5 separate regions of the Homo sapiens genome follow, and regions 1, 3, 4 and 5 are each linked to region 2. The links are chromatin loops, found by intact Hi-C in ENCODE. Cell type or tissue: OCI-LY7. All regions are shown on one strand.

Region 1 (5,000 bases), 290 kb after region 2:
GTCAAAATGTAAAACAATGCCATTTTCTCCCCCATCCCTTTTTTTTTAAAATGGCATTTTTTTTCCACAAAAATTTTGTTTATGAGAACATGTAATGGGTTTTTAATTATTGTTATTTTATTTTATATTTTCTATTTTTTGTAGAGACAGGGTCTTACTACGTTCCCATGCTGGTCTTGAACTTCTGGCCTCAAATGATCCTCCTACCTTGGCCTCCCAAAGTGTTGGGATTATAGACATGAGCCACCTGGCCTATTGTTATTTTTAAATTTATTTAATATGTTCATAGATAAAACATCTTTCAGTTTTAATTTCTAATATAGTAAATATTGGTAAATATAACCCGAATAAACACAAGCTCATTGAGTCCTCAGTAATTTTAAGTGTGTAAATATAACTTATACATATAATATTTAAGTATGTTCAGGGGTTCAGAGACCAAAAATTTTCAGTACTACTTACCTAGTTCACTGTCAATCTTTGTAAATGCATGCGTGCTTGTCTACTTATTGGAGACGGTGTTCTATATTTGTCCACTAGATCAAGCTTGCTAAATATGTTCTCATCATCTATATCTTTTTTTTTTTTTTTTGAGACGGAGTCTTGCTCTGTTGCCCCGGCTCACTGCAACCTTCACCTCCCGGGTTCAAGTGACTTTCCTGCCTCAGCCTCCCGAGTAGCTGGGTGCATGCCACCATGCCTAGCTAATTTTTATATTTTTAGTAGTGATGGGGTTTTGCCATGTTGGCCAGGCTGGTCTTGAACTCCTGGCCTCAAGTGATCTGCCCATTTTGGCCTCCCAAAGTGCTGGAATTACAGGCATGAGCCACCATGCCTTTACATGTTTTCAACACATTTAATTAAGCCAGATTGTGTGGCTTACTCCCTGTGTAACCTAGGGCAATTTACTAATTCCCTCAGGACCTTGTTTTTCTCATTCATTATCTACTGATAATAATAGTGCTATCTTGTAAAGTAGTTATCAATAAATATTTGCTATTGTTATCTTCACTAGCAGTGTTTAGTGTAGGAGCAACAAAAAGGGACAATGGTTGGATTTATACAGTTGGGGTTTTGACTGGGCAACAGGGAAGAAAGATAAGTGGGTAAGGATATTGAGGAGCTCAGAAAAATAATAGTGGGAGTGTAGGTTGGATAGGAAAAGAAGTGGAAGGCTGAGCTGTGAGGAGCAAATGCAGTGGAAGCTTAGTGAGAGGCAGGAGATAGTATGGGGAATGGGGACTGAGTAAACTGGAGAGACAATTACTAGGGCCCATGTGAGGTCCAATGTGAGATCCCAGTTGTGGGCGCAATGAAGGGGTGAGTGGAATGGACAAGTTATCCGCACAGAATAGGGTGGTACTGGATTGACATGAGAACCCAAAGTCTTCTGTGCTGGCTTGACCAGTAGGTAAACAAGGGGTGGTGGAGCACCAGAATGACACAAATCTCCCAGCAGAAGTGATGCCTTGAGAGCGGTGCTGGCAGCTGGGCAAATGCTAATCCTGCTTAGGATATTGGGGCCTTGGGAGAACCTGCCACCTTTCCTGGAGACAAAGGCAGGGGAGCCAGACCTTCTTCAGGACAGCCAGCTTTCAGTCATGGCAAGAAACTAAGCAGTTTCCTATGGGAGGGGTGCTGACAATGTTGGAGGTAGGTTTACTGTGCGAGCAGTGGGCCAGTGGGTCAATGGAGAGAAAACACAGGGACCTTCCATCTGGAGCAGTGGCTGAGGATGGGAAGGGTGGGAAGCATGCTGGCATAGACTGGCCAAGACTCTAAATGATATTCTAGACAGCATGGCTCAGCTTAGAACCCAAAGTAGCATTGGTTTCTTTTCTTTTTTCTCTTATTTTCTTTTTTTTCTTTTTTTTTTCTTTTTTTTTTTTTGCTATGAAGTCTCATTCTATCCCCCAGGCTGGAGTGCAGTGGTATAATCTCGGCTCACTACAACCACCGCCTCCCAGGTTCAAGCGATTTTCCTGCCTCAGCCTCCTGTGTAGCTGGGATTACAGGCACCTGGGTAATTTGTCTATTTTTAGTATAGACGGGCTTTCGCCACGTTGGCCAAGCTGGTCTCGAACTCCCGGCCTCAAGTGATCTGCCTGCCTCAGTCTTCCAAAGTGTTGGGATTACAGGTGTGAGCCACCGTGCCTGGCTTTCCCCCCTCATCTTAAGATCTGCTTCTAAGTGTTGACTTATTTTTATTTTTGAGACAGTCTCCCTCTGTCCCACAGGCTGGAGTGCAGTGACAAGATCTCGGCTCACTGTAATCTCCATCTCCCAGGCTGAAGCGATTCTTGTGCCTCAGCCTCCCAAGTAGCTGTGGCCACAGGCTCTGGCCAACACGCCTGGTTAATTTTTTTGTAGTTTCAGTAGAGACAGGGTTTCACCATGTTGGCCAGGCTGGGCTCCAACTCCTGGCCTCGAGTGATCCGCCCATTTCGGCCTCCCAAAGCGCTCGGACTACAGGCATGAGCCACCGCTCCTGGCCTAGTGTTGGGTCTCTTAATGGTTTTAGGCAAGGAGGGGCAGTTACAGATAGGTCAAGGAGAAAGAGCACTTTCTAAGTAACGTGCTGCCCTGCTGAAGAATAGTCTGTCCCACGAGGTAGTGACTTCATCATATATTGTTTGTTTTTAAAGAAGTGGGATGGACATCTGTCAGGGAAGCTGAAAGTAGGGTTGGGCTGCAGAACTTCAAAAAATTCTAACTCTGAAAAATCTGAAATTTCAGAGTATAGTATTTGGCTATGACCCCCTCTAGTGGCCATTGTGCAGAATTAACCATAATACAAACATTTCAGAACTGAACTCAAAATTTCAAACCTCAAGACTAGCTAGGGTTTGTGGCTTTTAGGGAATATCCTAAATTCTGTTATGTGGATAATTCTGCATGAAATCCATCGAGGTGTCTTGGCTTTTACTGTTTGAATCACATTAATGATTTTTTCTAAATCAGAGGCAGCTGTATCAGGAAGACATCGCTGGCTGGTAGACTTCTGCACCAGGCACATAAAGTCTAGGAGAGCAAAACAAATCAGATTCCTGTCTTCATGGTGTTTACATTCTTGTATGGGGAACAGATGATCAATAACCGGTCAATAAGAAAGTAAGACTCTGATTAATGTTATGGCAGGAAATAGGCAGAGTGTGGTGACAAGGACTAAGGAGGCTGACCTACTTGCATAGGGCACTCAGGGAAGGTTTCTTTAAAGAGGTGACATTTAAATGAGAAGAGGCAGAAGAATATCCCAGGCAGGCAAAACAATAGATACAAAGGACCTGTGGTAGGAACAGCTCATCTAGGAGCTGATGGAAGGCTGACATACCTGGAAAACGAAATTAGCAAATGGCATAAGGCCTGGGTTGTGGCTGGAGGACACCCCAAGGGCCAGATCATACCAGTTCTTGAAGACCATGGGAAACCTCAAAAGCCATGGGAAATTCAGTTTTGATAACTTTCATCCCATCTTAACAGATTGTGTTTATTTATTTATTTATTTATTTATTTATTTATTTGAGATGGAGTCTCGCTCTGTCGCTCAGGTTGGCGTGCAGTGGCACTATCTCTGCTCACTGCAACCTCTGCCTCCCAGGCTCAAGTGATTGATTCTCCTGCCTCAGTCTCCCGAGTAGCTGGGACTACTGGTGCACACCACCACACCCAGCTTATTTTTGTATTTTTAGTAGTGATGGGGTTTCGCCATGTTGGCAGTGGCTGGTCTTGAACTCCTGGCCTCAAATGATCCGCCTGCCTTGGCTTGCCGAAGTGGTGGGATTACAGGCATGAGCCACCGCGCCCAGCCTGTATTTATTTAAAAATTAATTTTATTGAAATTATCTGTACCCATACTTTGCTTCTAAATGGAATAAATATTTTTTAAAAACTTGAATTTGATTTCATATTAACTGATTTTATCTGTTGGTTTCTAAGACCATAGATTTCTTTTGTACTAAACATTCTTTCTCTACCAGCATTGGGTAGTGAATTTAGACAGGTAATATTGAATTGGAAACAGCAGGTTCTTTGTTGGAAAACATAGTACATTATTCTCTAGAAGAGAACATCATCAAGGCACTGACCTCTTTCTAAGGAGGAACTGGAGAGAGTTTTCTCTTTTCATGAAGACAGCTTCTGTGCTTGAACTACTTCATCCAAAAAGAGACTTACTAGAATTAGCCAAGCCCCAAAGTATGAGAGTTTTTCTGCAATGTGAAAAACTTAACATTGTTTTACTTTGTCAGGGAATTTCAGAAATGAGTTAAAAATTTAAAGCTCAATGTAGATTAGTCAGCTTCTTTTGATCTAAATATTTCTTAATTTAGAAGCACTGTGAAAAATGAGGATGACGAATGCTAGACAAAGCCAACACTATTAAGTTTATAAAAGAAAAACATTCAGCATGACTTCAAGGTTGGTGGATGGCACGCATACAGCCAGTGGGCCCATTGTGCTATGTGTGAGCAAACTGTGTGGTTGTGCCAAGGGGATCGCCTTACCTACCTGTGCTGTGTGTCAGCACCCGAGTGGTCTGACAGACTGATAGTAAAGCTCACTTTATTAGATAATACAAGAAATGTGGATATGTTAATTTCTCAGTCAGAAAGTATAGTACTGTCCTGTGGCACAAAATGGGCAATTGTAAGAATGGTAATTGTTGAGAAGGAGGAAGGGAAGAGGGAGAGAAGAGGCATCAGTGGGATTGACTCTGGTATTGAAGGTGACGAGGCATGAGGAAAAGAACACTAGAATTGCCTACTGCCACTGCCACCCAACTGGAGGTAAAGATTCTGTCTGTCAGTATACATGCACTTAATGAGGCCAAGACTCAGCCAGCTACTCAGTCATCTATAGGGAGTGGGAGCAATAATTCTACAACTGGGTATCTTCAAATTCTAGCCAAGATTAAACTTTTTTTGGTTGCAAATTAAATATTCTAAAAAAGAAACTATTTAGCTTGTTGTGGTGGCATGCACCTGCAGTCCCAGCTACTCAGG
Region 2 (5,000 bases):
TTATGGCTTATGTCTATAAGAACAGCAACCAGAAAACTAAAGCTACTAATGAATAGAAGCTTTCAAGAATTGCTAAGGAAGATTTGTGTACTTAAAGTTATGTTTAGAGCAAGAAATAGATGAAAAGCATGGATAGATCTGCTATTTGGAACTGATAGTATACTGCTGATGCATGATATAGAGAAAGCAGGGCTCTGAAAAATCCTGTTTTGCTTCTGTCCTTTATGTCGAGGAAAATGATCTTCCTGCCGAAAAGAGGTAGACTGGTCATTGGTAAGGGAGAACGAATGCTCCACATGGTGAAGCTTTTCAAGATGGGTTCAGGTGTTTAGACCTGGGTGCATTACATTTCAGTATAGCTTCAGAAAGAACTTGCAGCTATTCTTGATTTTTGAGGGCTTTTAACCCATTTATGCTGGAGATTGCAAATTTTTTTGGTGAAAAATCAGACCTTGGCGATGACCTAGAGCAGTAGGATATAAATATCTCCCACAAGCTTAGCGTTCTAATAATGGAACACTAGGAAAATGGGTTAAAAATAGCAGATTTTACAAATGACTGGAGACAGATAAAGGCAGTTGCAATTTTCCAAAGGGGAAGAAAGTTGGCCACAAAGGTCAGGGTAAGAGGGAGATGTGATTATAACATAATGGTAAGAGAGATGTAATGTTTATTCTGAAGATGGAGGAAGGGAGCCATGAGCCAAGGAATGCAGATGTTCTTCTGAAGCTAGAAAAGGCAAGGAAACAGATTTACTACTTACAGCCTCCAGAAGGGAACACAGCCCTGCTGGCACCTTGATTTTAAGCCAGTGAGACCTGTGTCAGACCTGGGACCTAAAGATAATAAATTGGTGTTGTTTTAAACCACTAAATTTGTGATAATTTGTTATAGAAGCAATAGAAAATGAATACACATTTAGAGGATTAAGTGCATTCAGAATGGTGGAGCCATCTGAAACCTGGTCACAGGAGCCACTGCTGAAGGAGCTTGGGTTATTTAATTTTGAGAATAGATGATTCAGTGGGATGAGTTTGCTTTCCTTAAATATTTGAGGGGCTTCCTTATAAAAGAGGAATTAGATTGCTGCAAGGATAGAATCAAGAGCTATTAAGAATTTAGAATTATCCAGAACAGGATAGATTGTTTCCAGAGATTTCACGTCATTAGGGTGTTTAAGCCAAGGCTGGAAAATACAGTTGTCCCTTGATATCTGTGGGGGGTTGGTTCTAGGACCCCCGAGCCCCTCACAGATACCAAAATCCACAGATGCTTAAGTTTCTCATATAAAATGGTATACTATTTGCATATAACTTACACACATCCTCTTGTATACTTTAAATCATCTCAAGATTACTTATATACTACAATGTGGGTGCTATGTAAATAGTTGTTATGCTACATTATTTGGGGAATAATCACAGGAAAAAGCCTGTACCTGCTCAGTACAGATCCTTTTTCCCCCCTAAATGTTTTCTATCCAGGGTTGATTGAATCCATAGATGCAAGATCCACAGATACAGAGTGCCAATGTACTTGGCCAAGATACATAGAAAGAAAGTGTGCACTATATAGTTGGTTAGACTAGAGATCTTAAGCCTTTTCAACTCTAAGATTCTATATAATTTTAAGAAAAATACTTATTATAGTGTTTATTTATTTGAGATGGGGTCTCTCTCTGTCACCCAGGCCAGAGTGCAGTGATGTGATCACAGCTCACTGCAGCACTTGACCTCTTAGGCTCAAGTAATCCTCCCGCCTCACCTTCCTGAGTAACTGGGACCACAGGTGCATGCCACTATGCCCAGATAACTTATTTTTTATTTTTTTGTAGCAATGAGGTTTCCCTATGTTGCCAAGGCTGGTCTCGAACTCCTGGGTTCAAGTGATCCTCCTGGTGTGGCCTCCCAAAGTGCTAGTATTACAGGCTACTGCACCCGGCCCTATAGTGGTTATTTTATATTCATGATTGATTCCTCTAAACTTCTACATCATAATGCCACACAAAAACTATAGAATGAATGTCCCAGACATATGCTAATATTAGGCTAAATTTGTATTTATGGGAAAAGAGTATTCCATTAAGTCCTTTTAAAAGCTAAATGCTTTTCAGTTTTAGTTTTTAGGTTCATCTTTACTAGTTGAGTCCAGTAGAGGGCAATATTGTACTATCAGTTTGGCTTATTGGTCTCTTTTCATGGGTAGTGTATGGGAAACAGTTTGCTTAGTCCATTGACTTTAAATGTATATATTGTCTTTTAAGTGTTACTTTGGATGAAACACCTGCTTATCAATTTGCAACTTGATATGGTTGGAGTTTTGTCAAATCAAAACTTTTTTCCTATCATTTATTATACTTTATATCTGCATACTTTGCAGTAAGTACTACAAATTATACATGACCCTAGAAAATTAGCTAAGAATAAAAGCACTACCATTTCTACCCATCCAAGTGCTAACCAGGCCTGACCCTGCTTAGCTTTTGAGATCATGTGAGATCAGGCACATTCAGGGTGGTGTGGCCACAGACAGCAGTACAATTTCTGTAGCAGCATTTTTTTATTTAAGAAATTGTCTTCTTTTTTTTTTTTTAAGATGAAGTCTCACTCTGTCACCCAGATTGGAGTGCAGTGGCGTGATCTGGGCTCACTGCAACCTCTGCCTCCCAGGTTCAAGCGATTCTCCCGCTTCAGCCTCCCTGAGTAGCTGGGACTACAGGTGCATGCCACCACATCCGGCTAATTTTTGTATTTTTAGTAGAGACGGGGTTTCGCCATGTTGGCCAGGCTGGTCTTGAACTCCTGACAGGTGATGCGTCCGCCTCGGCCTCCCAAAGTGCTAGGATTACAGGCATGAACCACTGCACCCAACCTGAAATTGTCTTTTTAAATTCTGGAAAATGGATATTCAAATGGCTTTGGATTTTTACTTAAATCTGTGGATTCATAACTAATTTAGGATTATTGATCTCATTCAGAATCTGAAGAAAGCAGTGAATTCCTTTGTCCTAAAAATGCACATACTAAAAATTTTGTATGTGTTTACAGAGGCCTCTTAAACTCTCAGGCCATTAGTCCTAGAATCTTTTTTAATTGGTAATTTCCCTTCTGTTATTGATTGATGTTCTTTTTCTAAAGGACTATATTTTTTCTAATTATGTTTAGCTCATAAATAGAATGTGTCAAAATTCTCAACTTTAAGTATAGGAGCTATATATATATTGTGTGTGCAGGCATGAGCTGTCATCTTTGTTCATTAACTCCGCTTTCTGATTTAGCATGTGTATTTTCTGCTTTTTGTCCATTTGTGCATGGCTTCTCGATTTTTATTTTGTATGACAGGCACTCTTCCTAAATCTGTGTGTGTTCTCTCTCACCCACCATGTAAGACCAACCCAAGGTCCACTTCATTCAATAAGCCTTTTCTGAGCTTACTAAGGAGTTTTCAGAATTTATAGCCCTATTTTTGGTTAGATTAGTTTAGAACTCCCTTCAGTTCCTATATGGTCCACTTATCCATGCAAAGCAAGTTTGATTCCTTTAAACTTCTACAGCATAATGCCACACAAAACTATTATACAATGAATGTCCCAGACATATGCTAATATTAGGCTAAACTTCCATTTATGGGAAAAGAGCATTCCACTAAGTCCTTTTTTTTTTTTTTTTTTTTGAGATGGAGTCTTGCTCTGTCACCCAGGCTGGAGTGCAGTGATGCGATCTCAGCTCACTGCAAACCCCGCCTCCCGGGTTCACGCCATTCTCCTGCCTCAGCCTCCCGAGTAGCTGGGACTACAGGTGCCTGCCACCCGGCCTGGCTAATTTTTTGTATTTTTAGTACAGACGAGGTTTCACTGTGTTAGCCAGGATGGTCTCGATCTCCTGACCTCGTGATCCACCCACCTCGGCCTCTCAAAGTGCTGGGAGTACAGGCGTGAGCCACCGCGCCTGGCCCCACTAAGTCCTTTTAAAAGTTAAATGCTTTTGAGTCTTAGTTCTTTTAGGGACTACCCCTTAAGCATCTTTCAATAGACTTTTTATGAGTGGGTTGGCGAGTGTATAGTAACCTTGCTAGTTTTAGGCACACAGGCTGCCATTTTTATAACCATTCACAGGAAATGAGTGTGTTCATGCAGCAATCCACTCTATCTTATCAAAGGTAACTCCAAGAACTTGCTTCTGTGAATGTAACATTGGTGTATGAAATTCTGTGTTGTTAGAATCATGGAATCATATATCTATATGAGACCTTGGTGATCAGCTAGAACAGGACTCCCCAGCTTTTTATGGCACTTATTGAAAAACATCAATGTGTATATGGTTGTGATTTGTCAGAGTCTTATCCAGGCCACCACCCAAGTGTAAACCCATTGATACCTATTGGGAATGTCTGATTGACAGTCCAGGAGTTTCCAACCTTTGTGTATAAGGCATCCCCTTTTAATCTCTGACAGTTAATGGGTAGTATCTGTAGATTGGAAAGAAGATATGCTATGGGCAATTTTTTTCAGCTTCACAGATTGAGACCACTTCAGTAGTCATCACACTTATGCTCACTTAAAGAGGAGAAAACCAAGGCTCCAAGTCTCGTAGGGGTATGTGATTTGCCCATGCGTCCCGTTTATTGGAATCTGGATATGCCTCCCTGCTTCATGCTGCTGTTGCTTTTTAAGTTTTTTTTTTTTTAAACCATACCATCTCTACATCTTGTGTATTTTCATATGTTTTATTTACCTGACTACCTTGGCTCCGTGGATATTACCTTTTCTTAACTACTCCCCTTATTAAGCCATACACTCATGAACATCACTAAAGGTCAGAAGATCACCAGAGTGATGAATCCAGGCAGAGCTGCTGTGTTAAGGAGAACATAAGACTAGACATGGGTGCAGGTTTAGGACTCTGTTACGTGATACACTACTAGGATGTGTTGCAAGGGAGAAAGAGTGAGTGACATGTGATTAGTCAAGGTCTATATAGAACCCAAGCCCTGGTTGGCAT
Region 3 (5,000 bases), 190 kb after region 2:
CCGGAGTTCCTGCAGCAGGTCTGGGGAGGTAGGAACCGAGATTCCCGCTTAACAAATATCCATAAAGATGAGTCTGTCACGCTGTGAAGCCTGGACATCCAGCCAAGGCCTCTCTCTAGGGCTCCAGACCAATACTTCCCATGGTCTACCGTACATCTCCACGTGGATGGCCATGAGGCTAGCTCCAGTTCAACACCCCCAAATCTAAATTCAGGTACCCTCTCCCGCAGCCCTCCCCTGGTATCTCAGAGTTGATTAATGACAATACAGTCAGCCTTCCAGTCCAAGGAAGGTGGGCACCCTCCTCCACTCTTCCCTGAATACAGTTTGTCAGCGACCCCATCCTTTCTACCTCCAAAGTTTGGAACGTATTCCTTTATGTTACTTTAGTTTCTTCTCCCCATACTGCAGGAGCCTCCTTATCCTTACCATCTCCATGCCTCTGTCTTTTCCTCTCCCTCTCTTGTCCATGGGAAGCAGGACTCTGTCTACATTCCAGCCTCATACCTTTTCCCCAAATGCAACTAATGCTCCTTTCACACAGCCCTACTACAACATCCAATTTCCAGAACCTTTCCAGCCTTCCACCTCCCCCAGCTTTCACCTGGAAAACTCTTAATTGGCCTACAACATTCAGCTCTGGGGTTGTTGTTCCCCAACACCATCCCTGACCAAGGCAGAATTAAGGGGTCCCTCTGCAGTGCTCCCAACAGCACAGCATAACCTAGATATTTGTCAGCTAACTTTCTACCAGTCTGAGAGGTCCTTCAGTGTAGGGACAGGTTTAAATCTTGTTTATGCTCTGGGTGCCTAGCTAGCTCAATGCCAGGTGGATGCTAGGGGCTCGATAAACATTTATGGAATGAATAGCCATGTCCCACGGGCCCCATCAATTTAACCTTGTCAAGCCCATAGCATCTTTTCTTCTCTGCTTCCCCACGCCCTTCACCTGGTGACCTTGGTGCAGCTAATTGGTTGAAGAGTGCACAGGGAATTTAATGGTGCTTTCCCTCTGGTGTGCTCAGCTGGAGGCAGGCAAAGCAGGCTTCTCAGCAGGCAGTGAGTGGGCCATGCTAGGGGAGTGACTGCTTTGTGCAACCTCGGGGCCTCCTGCAAATCAGACTCAATCGCCTTCACTTCCTGTGCTTAGGGAGATTAGATACTGCCTAATCAACGCCAATTTTTTTTCTTTTCTTAATATTTGAAACTACCAAGTACCAGTTGCCATCCTAGTGGGTGGCTTTCAGAAATCCCCTCTTTTCTGGTGTTTGACTTCTTGTGAGTTTCAAGAAACCAATCTATTTGGAAAGAACCTGCACATAGAAGTTCTTTGAACTGCTGAGAAGCCCTGGCAGGAAGTGACTTGGGATCTGGGTTAGACAGTTTTGTCTCACTCCCAGGAGAGGTGGGAGTAATGAGATACAGTTGCATCTGTGTGTGGGCGTGGCTTTAGATCATTCCTGTGGCCATCTCTCCATGTGTGGCCCATTTTCTAGATCTAGTCAGAGCTGAAATTAGGATGGCTGTTTCTGCTATAGAACATCTATTACACATTGGTGCTGCACTTTGCCAGGCATTCTGGGAGTCCTGGGCTGGCAGAGATGAGCCTGATAAGCTTTTTCATCTCAGTTTAATGTTATAATCTTTTGTTGTTTGTTTTTTTGAGACAAGGTCTCACTGTCACCCGGGATGGAATGCAGTGGTGTGATCACCGCTCACTGCAGCCTCAACCTCCCAGGCTCAGATGATTCTCCTCCCTCAGCCTCCCGAGCAGCTGGGACCACAGGCATGTGACACCATGCCCGGCTAATTTTTTAATTATTTGTTGAGACAGGGTCTTCCTATGTTGCGCGGGTTGGCCTTGAACTCCTGGGATCAAGTGATCCATCTGCCTTGGCCTCCCGAAGTGCTAGGATTACAGGTATGAGCCACCATGCCTGGCCCTATTATAATCTTTAAGTGAACTAAAGTACTCAGTGAAAAACTTTTTTCTTTTCTTTTTTTGCCAGAGACAGGATCTCACTTAGTTGCCTAGGCTGGAATGTGGTGGCACAATCATAGCTCACTGTAACCTTCAACTCTTGGGCTCAAGCAAACCTCCTTCCTCAACCTCCCAAGTAGCTGGGACTACAGGCACATACCACCATGCTTGGCTGATGTTTTCTTTTGTAGAGACAGGAGTCTCACTGTGTTGCCCAGGCTGGTCTTGAACTCCTGGCTTCAAGTGATCCTCTCGCCTTAACCTCCCAAAGTGTTGAGATTACAGGCATGAACCACTGAGCCAGGCCTTCAGGGAAACTTTGTAAGAATTCAATGAGTTCTACACATTTCTCTGAATAAAACTGTTTTGAGAGGTATACTTGGAGAAGGGCTTGGTAACAGGGCAAAGGCCATGTATTTTCACACTATTGCACAGGAGGTGGAGATCTATTCCTCAGTCTGGCTGGAGAGACAGACACTGGCCTTCTTCCCCGATTCTTGTGATGTATTTTTAGGAGAAGGGACGCTCACTGTGGGTCAAGCACGATGCATAGTGTATGACATATGCTATTTCATGTAACTCATCATGCCACAAAAAAACTCTTGAACTCCACTTTATACTAGGAACTTTTGGATTGCCTCTTTTAATCCATTTAGCAGCTTTTTGGGTGTAGAGTCTGTTATGATCGTCACCACTTTTTCAGAAGAGAAAACTGAGGGACTGAGGCATTAACTTCCACCATTTCTTATAGTCAATAAGTAAGTGCTAGAGCTGGCAACTGAGGCTAGGCCATTGAACTACAGAGCCTCTTAAACCCTTCATTTTTTGTCATATGAAATAAGTGTTGAGATTCCACTTTACAGATTAGTAACCTTGAACCCAAAGGTTAAGCAATTTGTCCAAGGTCTCACAGGTGGTAAGAGATGTAGCTGAGGTATCTACGTAGGTCTGTGGGCTTCAAAGTCTGCAACATTCTCCTACCCCCTACTGGTTAGACAGTGGATATATTAGTTTAAAAGTCAAAAAGTTCAGCTGGGCGCGGCAGCTCACGTCTGTAATCCTGGCACTTTGGGAGGCCGAGGCGGGCAGATCTCCTGAGGTCAGGAGTTCGAGACCAGCCTGGCCAACATGGCGAAACTCTGTCTCTATTAAAAATACAAAAATTAGTTGGGCATGGTGGCACATGCCTGTAATTCCAGCTACTCAGGAGGCTGAGACAGGAGAATCACTTGAACCTGGGAAACAGAGGTTATAGTGAGCTGAGATTGTGCCAGTGCACTCCAGCCTGGGCAACAGACCGAGACTCTGTCTCAAAAAAAAAAAAAAAAAAAAAAAAATCTACTTTCCTATTTCTCATTCTTGATATCTGCTCCCTAGAGGCAAACATTTTCATAATTTTAAGACTTTTCTCCTACTGATTACTTACAAATTTCTAAATAACTTGCATATATTATCCTAGATTTTTGTCTTAGATATTTACTACTCACTGCCACTGAAGATGAGGATTTCACTCTCACACCCTGTCCTACCTCCCTCCCCGATTCTTCCGAATATAGTTACAATTTTTGGCTAGTTCAATATTCTCTATTCTCTACTTGTAAAGACTATGTGACCATTCACAGCCAAGCCACTGATGGCAGCAGTGGCCCACCTGGAGCGGCTGCAGCAGGGAAGGTGCGGCCAGGGCTGCGTGTGCCATGGAGCCAGCAGGAGCCTGGAACAGGCGGGACCCCTGCCCACTTCTGAATTGGAAGGGCAGGAGCCTGATGTTCCTGGGTGCAGCTGCAGCCACCCAGTCACGACTGCGGACCCAGGCATCCCTAGCTTTTAGGGACCTGGGAAGCCCCTCTTCCCCGACAGGCTCGGAAGTGCCTGCTCCCGCTGCTTGGCCTTTCCCTGCTCCCGGCTCCCACTCCAGGGTAGAGCAAAGTTGGAGCCGAGCTTGGGTGCTGTCACGACCCGGCCAGGTGTGTGTGCGCCCGGAGTGGCGCCGACACACCAGCCCCCTGCTGCCTAAGCCCCTCCGGACTTTGGGCACCGAGGAGCACAGGATGGGGGCCAAGGGGGTACTGACGGTGGCTCCACGTGGGCCTGCAGGTGCCCCTTGGTAGGAACAGCCTGGGCACCTGCCTGCCTCAGCCTCCCACAGTGCTGGGATTACAGGTGTGAGCCACTGTGCCCGGCACAGACAACGTGTCTTAATGGCCTCAGGAAGTTTTGTTTGCCTTCTTGCATCTTAGTTCCTTCATTGGGCTTCTCTTTAAGATAATCCTATTTAAATTTAAAAACAAAACAATCCTACCCCTCAAACCAAACAAGGACTCATGTGTTTTCCTCTTAAATATTTTCTGGGTATTCACTACATAAAGATTTTTGGATAAAGCTCACTTTCTTTTTTTTTTTTTTTTTTTTTTTTAAGACATGGAATCTCACTCTATCACCCAGGGTGGAGTGGAGTGGCGTGATCATAGCTCACTGCGGCCTTGACCTGCTGGGCTCCAGCAGTCTGTCCACCTCAGCCTCTTGAGTAGCTGGGACTACAGGTGAGCACCACCACACTGGGCTAATTTTATTTGTAGAGACACTATGTTGGCCAGGCTGGTCTTCAGCTCCTGGCTTCAAGCGATCCTCCTTCCTTGGTCTCCCAAAGTGCTGGGATTACGGGCATGAGCCACTGTGCTTGGCCGGAGGTCACTATTCTCAAACCTACAATCTTGTCAGGGGAAACAGGTAAACTGAGCATTACACAAGTCAGAATAATTTAAACGTTCAAACGTACAAGTAACATACTGAAAAGGTAAGAGTCTGGCTAGGGTATCATGGAAGTCTCTATGCAGCAGTAAGCCAAAAATGTCAATAATCAAAGATTGGCAAGGAAGGCCCTGAAGTATATATTTTTAAACACTATCCATTAAAACAGTTTGGTTGGATCATATGGTTTGAAAGATGGTTTTTAGGATAGGGGATTAAAAAGCAGTACATTATTTTATTTTTATTTTTTGAGATGGAGTCTCACTCT
Region 4 (5,000 bases), 200 kb after region 2:
CCAGCTAGAAAGTCAGTCACAAAACTTGGGGAGTTTTTCTCCCAAACCCTCTAGCTCCTAAACACTCAAGTATGCAATGAATATTTCCTTCCGTGTTCATAGGGAACTCTTGCTTTCGGAACTGCTACTTCTTTTTACAGTCAGAGGTGAAAAGCAGAGGGATAAGAGAAAGGGTAGAAGTGGCAGGAGTGTGAATATGTACAGGAAAAGAGGAACTGCCATGCCTGGATCAAGAAATGCATAAAGAACACAGTCCTTAAGGTCAAGCAAAGAAAAAAAAAAGGAAGTTCATGGTGACTAAACAGGAAGCTCTTGGGGTGTGAAGTGAAAAATGAGTGTGTGCAGTAGAGAAAAATTTAATATCTGAGAGTTATGTCCCTCAATTTGTTTCTGTAATACATTCATGAAGAAGACCACTGACTCAATCTGTGAGATACTTAAGTTCTCAGGAAAACTGAACTTTGTACTTAGGCTAGATAACTTTGATGGTTATGAAATTCAGGGACATCGGTTTGAGGGATTCTGAGGGCATTAAAGATTATTACATAAAGAAGGCAAAATCTAGGGCCGGGCATGGTGGTTCACGCCTGTAATCCCAGAACTTTGGGAGGCCAAGGCGGGCGAATCACTTGAGGTCAGGAGTTCAAGAGCAGCCTGGCCAATATGGTGAAACCCTTTTCCACTACAAATACAAAAATTAGCCACTACAAATACAAAAAGATCGCGCCATTGCACTCCAACCTGGGCTACAGAGCGAGCCTCCATGTCCAAAAAAAAAAAAAAAAAAAAAAAAAAGGAAGGCAAAATCTAGACTTCTGTAATGGGGATAGTTTCTTGTCAAGAGATGACTGCTTAATTCTCCTCTTGTTTTACCTTGGCTAAGCCAGTATCTGTATCATATCCATATGCATTAAAACAATTATGAGCAATTTCAGATATACAAAGAAGTAGACACCAGGGCAATAAGGACTTAAATGCCAAAACCAAGTTTCAGACATTATTACAATTTTGCTGCAATTGTTTGGTGTACCCACTTTCCCTTTAGACTGGATATATTAAAAAATCCAGATATGTCATTTCACTCTTTTGTACTTCAATATCCATCTCAAAATTTTTTCTTCCACCATGACACATAATTATACGTTCATATTTTTTGTAACTTAATCTTATGTTAAAGGCTCAAAATCTACAACTAATAGCCTGTGAGTATACTATTTTGCTTTAGAATAGCTACTACATCCTGGAGAACCTGGCAGGGTAACAGTTGATGAAAAGCACTTTACTATTTAATGGCCATTCTGTTTTATTATAAATTATAATTTATAATTATCATCATATATATTTATAATTATTTATCATTATTATAAATAAGCCATTCTGTTCATTATAAACTCTCAGAGAAGGTTTTTCTCTATTTACACAAGGCTGGTTTTTGAGTACTTGCTTTTTAGCATACCACACTTAATACTACACACATTTTTAGTTATAAAAGTAATTCTTCAAATAATAAACATTTAAATTACAATTTAGGGGCGTTTAGCTCATGTTTTAAAGGTACTTACTATATATACCACTACATTTGGTTCCTCTAAAATATTAATACATATGGTTCCTAATTATCAAACCTATGTTTTGGCAGTAAGCAATAGTACACAACAGAGATATACCTCCAGGTGCTTGGTAAGAAATTAATGTGCTGAGCATCCAACTGCTTCTTTAAAGATAAAAAACAAAGGGTGAACATAATCTAAATAGATAATAAAGTTGTCTTAAACTACTGCCTCTTTTTTAGACTTTTGAGGTACATACATTCAGAACTATATACTTGCTATCTCCAACCCCAACTACACTGCTAGTCCTTGGGGACAGGGACAAAATCTTACTTTTTCCCAGTGCTAGGCTCTTAATAAGCCTTTTGTACTTGTAGATTACCTATGAGTTTTTACCTATGTACTGTACCTATGAACAAGACTATCTTGTTACCTTTTTGCGTGATGTATCAATAGTTGGAATAGGCATAGATTCTCCTCCAATGGCATCCTAAAAACAGAAGAATCAACACAAGTGAAAACTAACTTTCCTATATGCAAACACTTATTTCTACTTAAAATAAAACCTAACGAAAACCTGAAAATAAATCTAATCTGACCTACTTTCTAATATGGCACTTTTCCTGATACATGGCGCTTTACAATAAATATTCTGAAGCACACTATTAATATATTTACCACTGATTTTCTTTTTCTTTCTTCAGCAGTGCGGGGGTCCTTAAATGTTGATTCAAGTCGAATAAACTAAAATATAAACATTGAAATAGATTGCTATTATGTACCTACAAAAACCCATATAAATCTATATAAACTGGAAAACTAGTTATTGGTTACACTATTATAAAAATTACTATAAACATGGATTGGTAAGAGAAGATAATTTAAATTAGATTGAATTCAACTGCCACCGTTAATTTCTACAGTTTGGGTGATCTTTTTGGTTAAATCAATTCAGATTCTAACAAATATAGTTTTACCACCACCTACTGGAAGCAGGGCATATCAACACACAAGAAATGAGATTTTGTTATCAGTAATGACTTCTGTAAATCAAGGAGAAACTCAGACCAATCATTCAAATTTTCAGACGTATTAGTAATTTCAATTTAGGATGAGCAATTAATATTGTTTCTTTAAGATTTGGGTAAATATTCTTTTCAGCCAACTCCTAACAGAACACCAACAGCTATGGAAAATTGTTTCTTTAGTATTAACTATAAAAAATATCAACTACTGAATTACCACTAAAGTTGTAACTTTACCTTTTCTACGTCTTTCAACCTCTTAGGAGTCCCATCTATGGATGGGGAATGGGATCTCTTAGGTGTAACAGTCTTAGTTATATTTGACATTCCATTCAGATGCGGTTGTCCCTGGGCAGGGTTGTGAGGTGTTGTGATTCTAGGAATGACATTTCGTCCTACTACGGTAGGAATGGTACACACAGTGGGGGGTGATACAGTTTTTACTGTAGAGTCAACTTCTGAAAAGGAAAAAAAGGATTTTAATAATTAAACATTTATGTAATTTTTTTTTCCTTGAGACAGGGTCTCTCATTCCCATCACCCAGGCTGCAGTGCAGTGGCTTGATCACAGCTCACTGCAGCCTTGACTTCCCAGGCTCAGGTGACCCTCCCACCTTAGCCTCCCCAGTAGCTAGGACTACAGGCGTGTGCCACCATGCCTAGCTAATTTTTTGTAAATATAATTATTAATATATACAAGTTTAGATACCTACTTGCGCCAATCACTGGAATGGAAAGTCCTTGGGCTGGTGGTACACTCAGTGGCTTCTCCACAATTACAGCAGCAGGCTCAGCACTATTCCTAATGAAAGTGTTAAATTATCATCAATAAATGATTTAAATATTACTTTTTTTCTCCTTTTTTGAGAAAAGGCCTCATTCTACTGCCCAAGTTGGAGTGCAGTGGCACAATCACAGCTCACTGCAGCCTCAACCTCCTGGACTCAAGTAACTTTGCCACCTCAGCCTCCCAGGTAGCTAAGAACATAGGTGTGTGCCATCATATCGGGTTAATTTTTTAAATTTTTATTTTTGTGGAGACAGGATCTCACTATGTTGCCCAGGCTGGTCTTGAACTCCTGAGGCTCAAGCAATCCTCCTGCCTCAGCCTCCCAAAGTGCTGAAATTATAGATGTGACCCACCACGCCTGGCCCCATTAGTTATTTAAAACACTCTTGTTGTAACATTTACCACTGCTTTTTTTTTTTTTTTTTTTTTTTTTAGACATGGTATTGTTCTGTCACCTAGGCTAGAGTGCAGTGGCATGAACACATGGATCACTGCAGCCTCAACCTTCCGGGCTCAAGCTATTCTCCCACCTTGGCCTCCCAGGTAGCTGGGACTACAGGTGTGCACTACCATGCCGAGCTAATTTTTGTTTTTGTTTTTTTGAGACAGAGTCTCGCTCTTGTTGCCTAGGCTGGAGTGCAATGGCACGATCTCAGCTCACTGCAACCTCCACCTCCTGGGTTCAAGCGATTCTCCTGCCTCAGCCTCCCAAGTAGCTGGGAATACAGGCACATGCCACCACACCCTGTTAATTTTTGCATTTTTAGTAGAGATGTGGTTTTGCCATGTTGGCCAGGCTGGTCTCGAACTCCTGACCTCAGGTGATCTGCCCGCCTTGGCCTCCCAAAGTGTTGGGATTACAGGCGTGAGCAACTGTGCCCGGCCAATTAATTTTTGTATTTTTTTGTATAGACAGGGTTTTGCCATGTTACCCAGGCTGGTCTTGGAACTCCTGGGCTCCAGCAGTTCGCCTGCCGTGACCTCTCAAAGTGCTAGGATTACAGGCCTGAGCCACCGTGCCTGGCCACAACTGTTGGCTCAGGCCTGTACTTTAACATTTCATTGAACTAAAAGGGGGAAAAATGCAGAGGACCCAGTAAGAAGAGAAAAATTTAAGCAACAAATGTGTACATTTCTGTGTACCTATCTAGTCCCATATGCTCATAAGCCTATACCGTTTCCCACAGGATTACCACGAGTTATTTCTAAGCAAGAAATTGACCAGCAGCCAGTAAAATGAAATCTTTTAACAATTTTAAAAGGCAGTAGCAGAGGTATAGAAAAGTTCACATTATCCTCAAATAAACTGAACAGAAAACCAAAAGGACACATTTGAAATAAAGACAGACCTTTCTGTTTCTCCTACAGAAGGGCTATCAGACTTGGACGCTGGAGAATTAAAAGGTGTTCCATTATCAGTGTCTCTGGAGCTATCCAGACAACTGCTATCCAGAGACAATCTTTTGGATTGAAGTCCGCCCGAGCTTCGATTGACATCAGAGAGACTTTGCTGAAAGAAGGGAACGATTTTAGGATTTCAAAATGCAAATGACAATATAAAGACTGGTTTCAATTCTGAAGGTCACTTAAGCAAATTATCTCTTGTGATTAATGAAAATGAGATTTTAGTCCTAG
Region 5 (5,000 bases), 61 kb after region 2:
AAGTAAGAAAACCGGTTACATTTGCAAGTTATGTGAAGTAAATTTAGAAGTTAAATTTCCATTTTGTAAGAGAAAAACATCTTACTTGGCAAATCTTTTCTTTTGGAGCTAATTATTCTTTGATTTTTAAGTCCACATAAGAGAATGAACTTTGATATCAGCTTTTCTGATTTTTTAACAAAGGCTACCCTTGTTTATTATGAAAAATATTACTTTTATGATTCTATTTTGAATTTTTAAATTTTGAAATAATTCCAAACTTACAGGAAAAGTTAAAGTACAAAGAACCTTTTTCCCTGAACCATGGAGCCAGTGCTGTCTCATGATCTTAAAGGCTTCAGTGTGTAATTTCTACAAACAAGGACATTCTTTTACTTAACCACAACACAGTGATCAAAACCAGGAAATTAACACTGGTATATTACCATCTAACCCACAGACCCCGTTCAAGTTGCCAGTTGTCCCATCAGTGTCCTTCATAGTCAAGTGCTCACATTGCATTTTGTTACGTCTCTTTAGTCTCCACCACTCTTAAAAGAAGTTTGTCTTTCTTGACTTTAATTACTTTAACATTTTTGAACACTTCAGGTCAGTTATTTTGTAGACTGTTCCTCAATTTGGGTTTGCCTGATGTTTCCTTTTTATTAGATTCAGATTGTACCTTTTTGGCAAGAACACCACAAAAGAGAGATTGTCTTCTTGCATCTTATCAGGTGTCACACAGTTTTGATTTGTCCAGTTGCTGGCTGGGGCTTTGGTCAATTGATTAGGTATTATCACGAGGCTTCTCCACTTTTATGGTTATTCTTTTTGCCCCTTGTAGTTAATAAGTATCTTGTAGAGAGATCATCCAACTTTCACTCACTAGTTTTAGCATCCATTGAAGATGTTCACCTGAATCAATCAGTACCACAATGATTGCCAAATACAGATTTTCTAATTCCATCATTCCTTTTACATTTGTTGGTTGGCATTACCCTAAAAGGTAGAGCTTTCCCTTCTCTCCAATTTATTCATTGATTTATATCATGTGGACTTGTGGCTTATTTTATTTGAGAAGTTGTAATTTGTTCGTTTGGCCAGTGGCGACCCCTTCAAGCTGGCTTCTGTGTCCTTTGGTATGTCCCCATCATTCTTGGAGCATGTTCTTACTTTCTAATACAAAAAGACATTCCATGCTCATCTTTGTATTTCCTCTGCACTAACTCTGCAAGGTGCTTTTTCTCTAAGATCTGGTCTCTTTTAGCAGAAAATGGTATTTAGAAACCAAGATCTGGGCAGTAGGTATGCTCATTGTTTGGTGCCATTGCTGTTCCCAAGCCCTCTCATGGAACAGAGCTAGGGAACAAACATGAATGCATGTGCATGCACACACACACACACCCCACTCATACACACACACCTATACATCTCTGTATCTACACATACCGAAAGCTGTAGGAGTTTATACCAGTACTTCCAATTCCAACCTTATTCTAGTTTTCACCCTTTCCAAATTTGTAATTCTCTGACTATAAGAAATCTGGCTCCTGCTCTTTCCCTGCTGCCACTGAATTGTATAGAGGCGGAGTCTCGGGTGCATTCAAGATCCGGCTTCACTCGTAACCCACTGCCATGGCCGAGGAAGGCAGTGCTGCTGGAGGTGTAATGGACATTAATACTGTTTTACAGGAGGTGCTGAAGACCGCCCTCATCCATGATGGCCTAGCATATGAAATTTGCAAAGCTGCCAAAGCCTCAGACAAGTGCCAAGCCCATCTTTGTGTGCTGTGTGTGCTTGCATCCAACTGTGATGAGCCTATGTATGTCAAGTTGGTGGAGGCCCTTTGTGCTGAACACCAAATCAACCTAATTAAGGTTGATGACCAGAAACTAGGGGAATCGGTAGGCCTCTGTAAAACTGACAGAGAGGGGAAACCGTGTAAAGTGGTTGGTTGAAGTTGTATAGTAGTTACGAACTATGGCAAGGAGTCTCAGGCCAAGGATGTCATTGAAGAGTACTTCAAATGCAAGAAATGAACAAGTAAATCTTTGGCACACACACACACACACACACACACACAAAAGAAAGAAAAAATAACCTCAAAAATAACCAATCTATTGCTGCCTCAATTCACAGTCCCCTCCCTGCTGCCCTCAGACATTCTCCTCAGGCTCCACACTGCAGCCCAGGAAAGAAGCCCTTCACCAAACGAGGCCAAATATTTCTTTGTGGGCAGTGTTCCTTCTGACATCACTGAGGAGGAAATGAGGAAACTGTGAGAAATATGGGAAGGCAATTTCACAGAAAGAGAGTTTAAATAAATTAACAAAAAGGAAAAATGAAAAAATTAAAAACGACAACAAAAAAGAAATATGGGAAGGCAGGTGAGGTCTTCATAAGGATGAAGGCTTTGGCTTTATGCACTTGGAAGCACGAACCCTAGTGGAGATTGCCAAAGTGGGTCTGGACAGTATGCAGCTGTGCGCACCCTGCCTGCCATAGTGCATCCCTTACAGTCTGAAACCTTCTAACAAACTTTTGGAAGAAGACTTTTCTTTGGCCAGGTGGAGAGGGCTGTAGTCATTGTGGATGATCAAGGAAGGCCCTTAGGGAAAGGCATTGTTGAGTTCTCAGGACAGCAAGTTGCTCAGAAAGCTCAGGACAGATGCAGTGAGGGCTTCTTCCTGTTAACCACGTTTCCTCATCCTGTTACTGTGTAGCCCATAGGCTAATTAGGTGACAAAGAAGGACTTCCAGAGAAGCTGGTTGTAAAGAACCAGCAATTTCACAAGGAGTGAGAACAGCCACCCCAGTGTGCACAGCATGGCTTTTGAATATAAGTATGCCATGCACTAGAGGGTACTCATTGAGATGGAGAAGCAGCAGCAGGACGAAGTGGACTGCAATATCAAGGAGGCTCATGAGAAGCTGGAGATGGAGATGGAGGTTGCTCGCCTTCATCAATGCCAGGTCATGCTAATGAGGCAGGATTTGATGAGGTGTCAAGAAGAGCTGTGGAGGATGGAAAAGCTGAACAACCAAGAGATGCAAAAACGACGGCAACTGGAGCCCATGCGAGAGGAGTGCAGGCACTAGGAGGAAGCAATGCACTGGTAATGGCAGGAAAGATTCACTGGAACCTTCTCTGATATGAGACAGCAGGAGATACAGATGGGCCAGATGGCTGTGGGAGGTGCTATAGGCATAACGGAGGCACCATGCCCCCTGCTTCTGTGCCAGCTGGCAGCCCAGCTCCTCCAGAACCTGAACCTATGATGCTAGATTGACCCCACCAACAACGGAATGCTTTGGCCAAGCTGCTGCAACGGAAGGAATTGGGGCAATTGGCGGAACTCCTCCTGCATTGAATTGTGCAACTCCTGGAGCTGAATTTACTCCAAACACACGTTGCTGATACTAATAAAGCTGCAGTGTCTAGTTTCTCAAAACCTTTAAAAGGGCCCTTTTTGGACTAGCCAGAATTCTACCCTAGAAAAATGTTAAGAGATTCCTCCCAATAGTTAGGTCTACCCTACCTATACTACTGTAGGGAGTATTTTGGAGGAAGAGGGCAAGGGAGGAGTGGTATTTAACAAACCAGTTCTGTGTGGTATATTGTTTAACTGATGAGTTCTCTGTGGTGCATTACTGAGGTCTCAAATGTGACTGTTGAAGACCTGGGGGAACTACAGTGAAATGAATCCAGTTAGAGACCCATTAATCTTGATCGTTCTTTTTTTCTCCATCCTGTTTCATTTGCTTTCTTATCCATACACTCCCCAACCCCAGAGACACTGCCACATACACCACAAAACACAACCTCCTCCAATGACCTTCGCCCCACTGCTCCATTCACTCCCAGGTGAGAATTCAGGCAAATGTCCACAGAGGTCACAAACAATGTACGTATAGTTCTTTTATATCCGATATATTATCCCTTCTTGTCCTAAGGAAGACATTTTCTCTTAGAGACTTTCATTTCAGTGTATCTTTTTTAAAAATCTTGTGTTAACTTGCCTCAATCTTTTTCTTGGATAAGGACAACCAGGAATGGCCGTTTTGTGTCTATGATGTTGCTGTTCACAACTTTTCTTGATAGGCCTAGTACAATCTTGGAAACAGAGTTGCTGTATGCTGAAGGTCTGAGAGTAGCTCTTAGCCTTGCCTATCTTAGATAGTAGTTATGCTGTGCATATTTAATTGATGTACTATGTTTGATTTGTTGCTGATACTTTAAATTTGAAGTTTTTCTGAGAAATGGAGCAGCAATGCAGCATCAACTTGTTAAATTACATGTTAAGCCTTGAAAAAAAAAGGAGATCACATCAGTAATCCCAGCACATTGGGAGGCCGAGGCAGGCAGATCACGAGGTCAAGAGATCAAAACCATCCTGTCCAACATGTTGAAACCCCGTCTCTACTAAAAATACAAAAATTAGCTGGGCATTGTGGCACGTGCCTGTAGTCCCAGCTACTTGGGAGGCTGAGGCAAGAGAATCACTTGAACCCAGAAGACAGAGGTTGCAGTGAGCAGAGATCGCGCCACTGCACTCCAGCCTGGTGAGAGAGCGAGACTCAGTCTCAAAAAAAAAAAAAAAAAAAAATTCCCTCATCAAAGAAAAGACCAGAACCAGACGGCTTCACTGCTGAATGCTATCGAACATTTAAAGAACTACGGCCAGACACGGTGGCTCACATCTGTAATCCCAGCACTTTGGGAGGTTTAGGTGGGAGGATTGCTTAAGTGCAGGAGTTCGAGACCAGCCTGGGCAACATAGGGATAACCTGTCTCTACAAAAAATAAAAAATTAGCTGGGTGTGGTGATGCATGTCGGCAGTCCAAACTACTCGGGAGGCTAAGGTGGCAGAATTAATTCAGCCCAGGCGGTGAAGGCTGCAGTGAGCCGTGATAGTGCCACTGCACTCCAGCCTGGGCAACAGGGCAAGACCCCCATCTCAAAAAAAGAAGAAAAACTAGTACCAGCCCTTCTCAAACACTTCCAAAAAATTGAAGAGG

Evidence for each region. A loop is a pair of places that touch in the nucleus more often than their neighbours do. Peaks named below come from ENCODE experiments on the same cell type or tissue, not always from the same donor. Only the 100,000 strongest peaks of a DNase experiment are listed, where the experiment ranks them.
Region 1: a loop joins it to region 2, with 10 times the contacts of the local background. A loop is called at or near these places in 101 of 110 quality-filtered maps.
Region 3: it touches region 2 in a loop (4-fold over the local background); 80 of 110 quality-filtered maps call a loop at or near these places.
Region 4: a loop joins it to region 2, with 6 times the contacts of the local background. A loop is called at or near these places in 78 of 110 quality-filtered maps.
Region 5: it touches region 2 in a loop (2.4-fold over the local background); 9 of 110 quality-filtered maps call a loop at or near these places.

What each region holds. Positions count from the first base shown.
Region 1 is chr2:60,705,623-60,710,622 of GRCh38, reverse strand. No RefSeq gene overlaps it. Among named protein-coding and RNA genes, the nearest start is that of PAPOLG, 48 kb to the left of the region's middle. In OCI-LY7, CTCF peaks have their summits at 2,575 and 2,776 (motif pointing left); a DNase peak (open chromatin) is centred at 2,742.
Region 2 is chr2:60,996,282-61,001,281 of GRCh38, reverse strand. All of the region lies in intron 4 of PUS10 (pseudouridine synthase 10), which reads left to right. It also overlaps the pseudogene RNA5SP95. Among named protein-coding and RNA genes, the nearest start is that of PEX13, 19 kb to the left of the region's middle. In OCI-LY7, a CTCF peak has its summit at 2,148 (motif pointing right); DNase peaks (open chromatin) are centred at 2,181 and 2,471; H3K27ac peaks cover 713 bases.
Region 3 is chr2:60,803,528-60,808,527 of GRCh38, reverse strand. No RefSeq gene overlaps it. Among named protein-coding and RNA genes, the nearest start is that of PAPOLG, 50 kb to the right of the region's middle. RefSeq lists an enhancer at 1,174-1,273. In OCI-LY7, CTCF peaks have their summits at 2,757 and 2,956 (motif pointing left); DNase peaks (open chromatin) are centred at 1,097, 1,377 and 2,957; H3K4me3 peaks cover 922 bases; H3K27ac peaks cover 2,664 bases.
Region 4 is chr2:60,792,004-60,797,003 of GRCh38, reverse strand. It overlaps PAPOLG (poly(A) polymerase gamma), which reads right to left. Exons shown (of 22, transcript NM_022894.4): 17 at 4,715-4,875; 18 at 3,289-3,377; 19 at 2,813-3,033; 20 at 2,229-2,294; 21 at 1,984-2,040. Among named protein-coding and RNA genes, the nearest start is that of PAPOLG, 38 kb to the right of the region's middle. In OCI-LY7, CTCF peaks have their summits at 2,331 and 2,530 (motif pointing left); DNase peaks (open chromatin) are centred at 273 and 2,533; H3K4me3 peaks cover 429 bases; H3K27ac peaks cover 911 bases.
Region 5 is chr2:60,935,218-60,940,217 of GRCh38, reverse strand. It overlaps the pseudogene NONOP2 and the pseudogene RPS12P3. Among named protein-coding and RNA genes, the nearest start is that of REL, 56 kb to the right of the region's middle. In OCI-LY7, no CTCF peak of the experiment used is centred here; no DNase peak of the experiment used is centred here.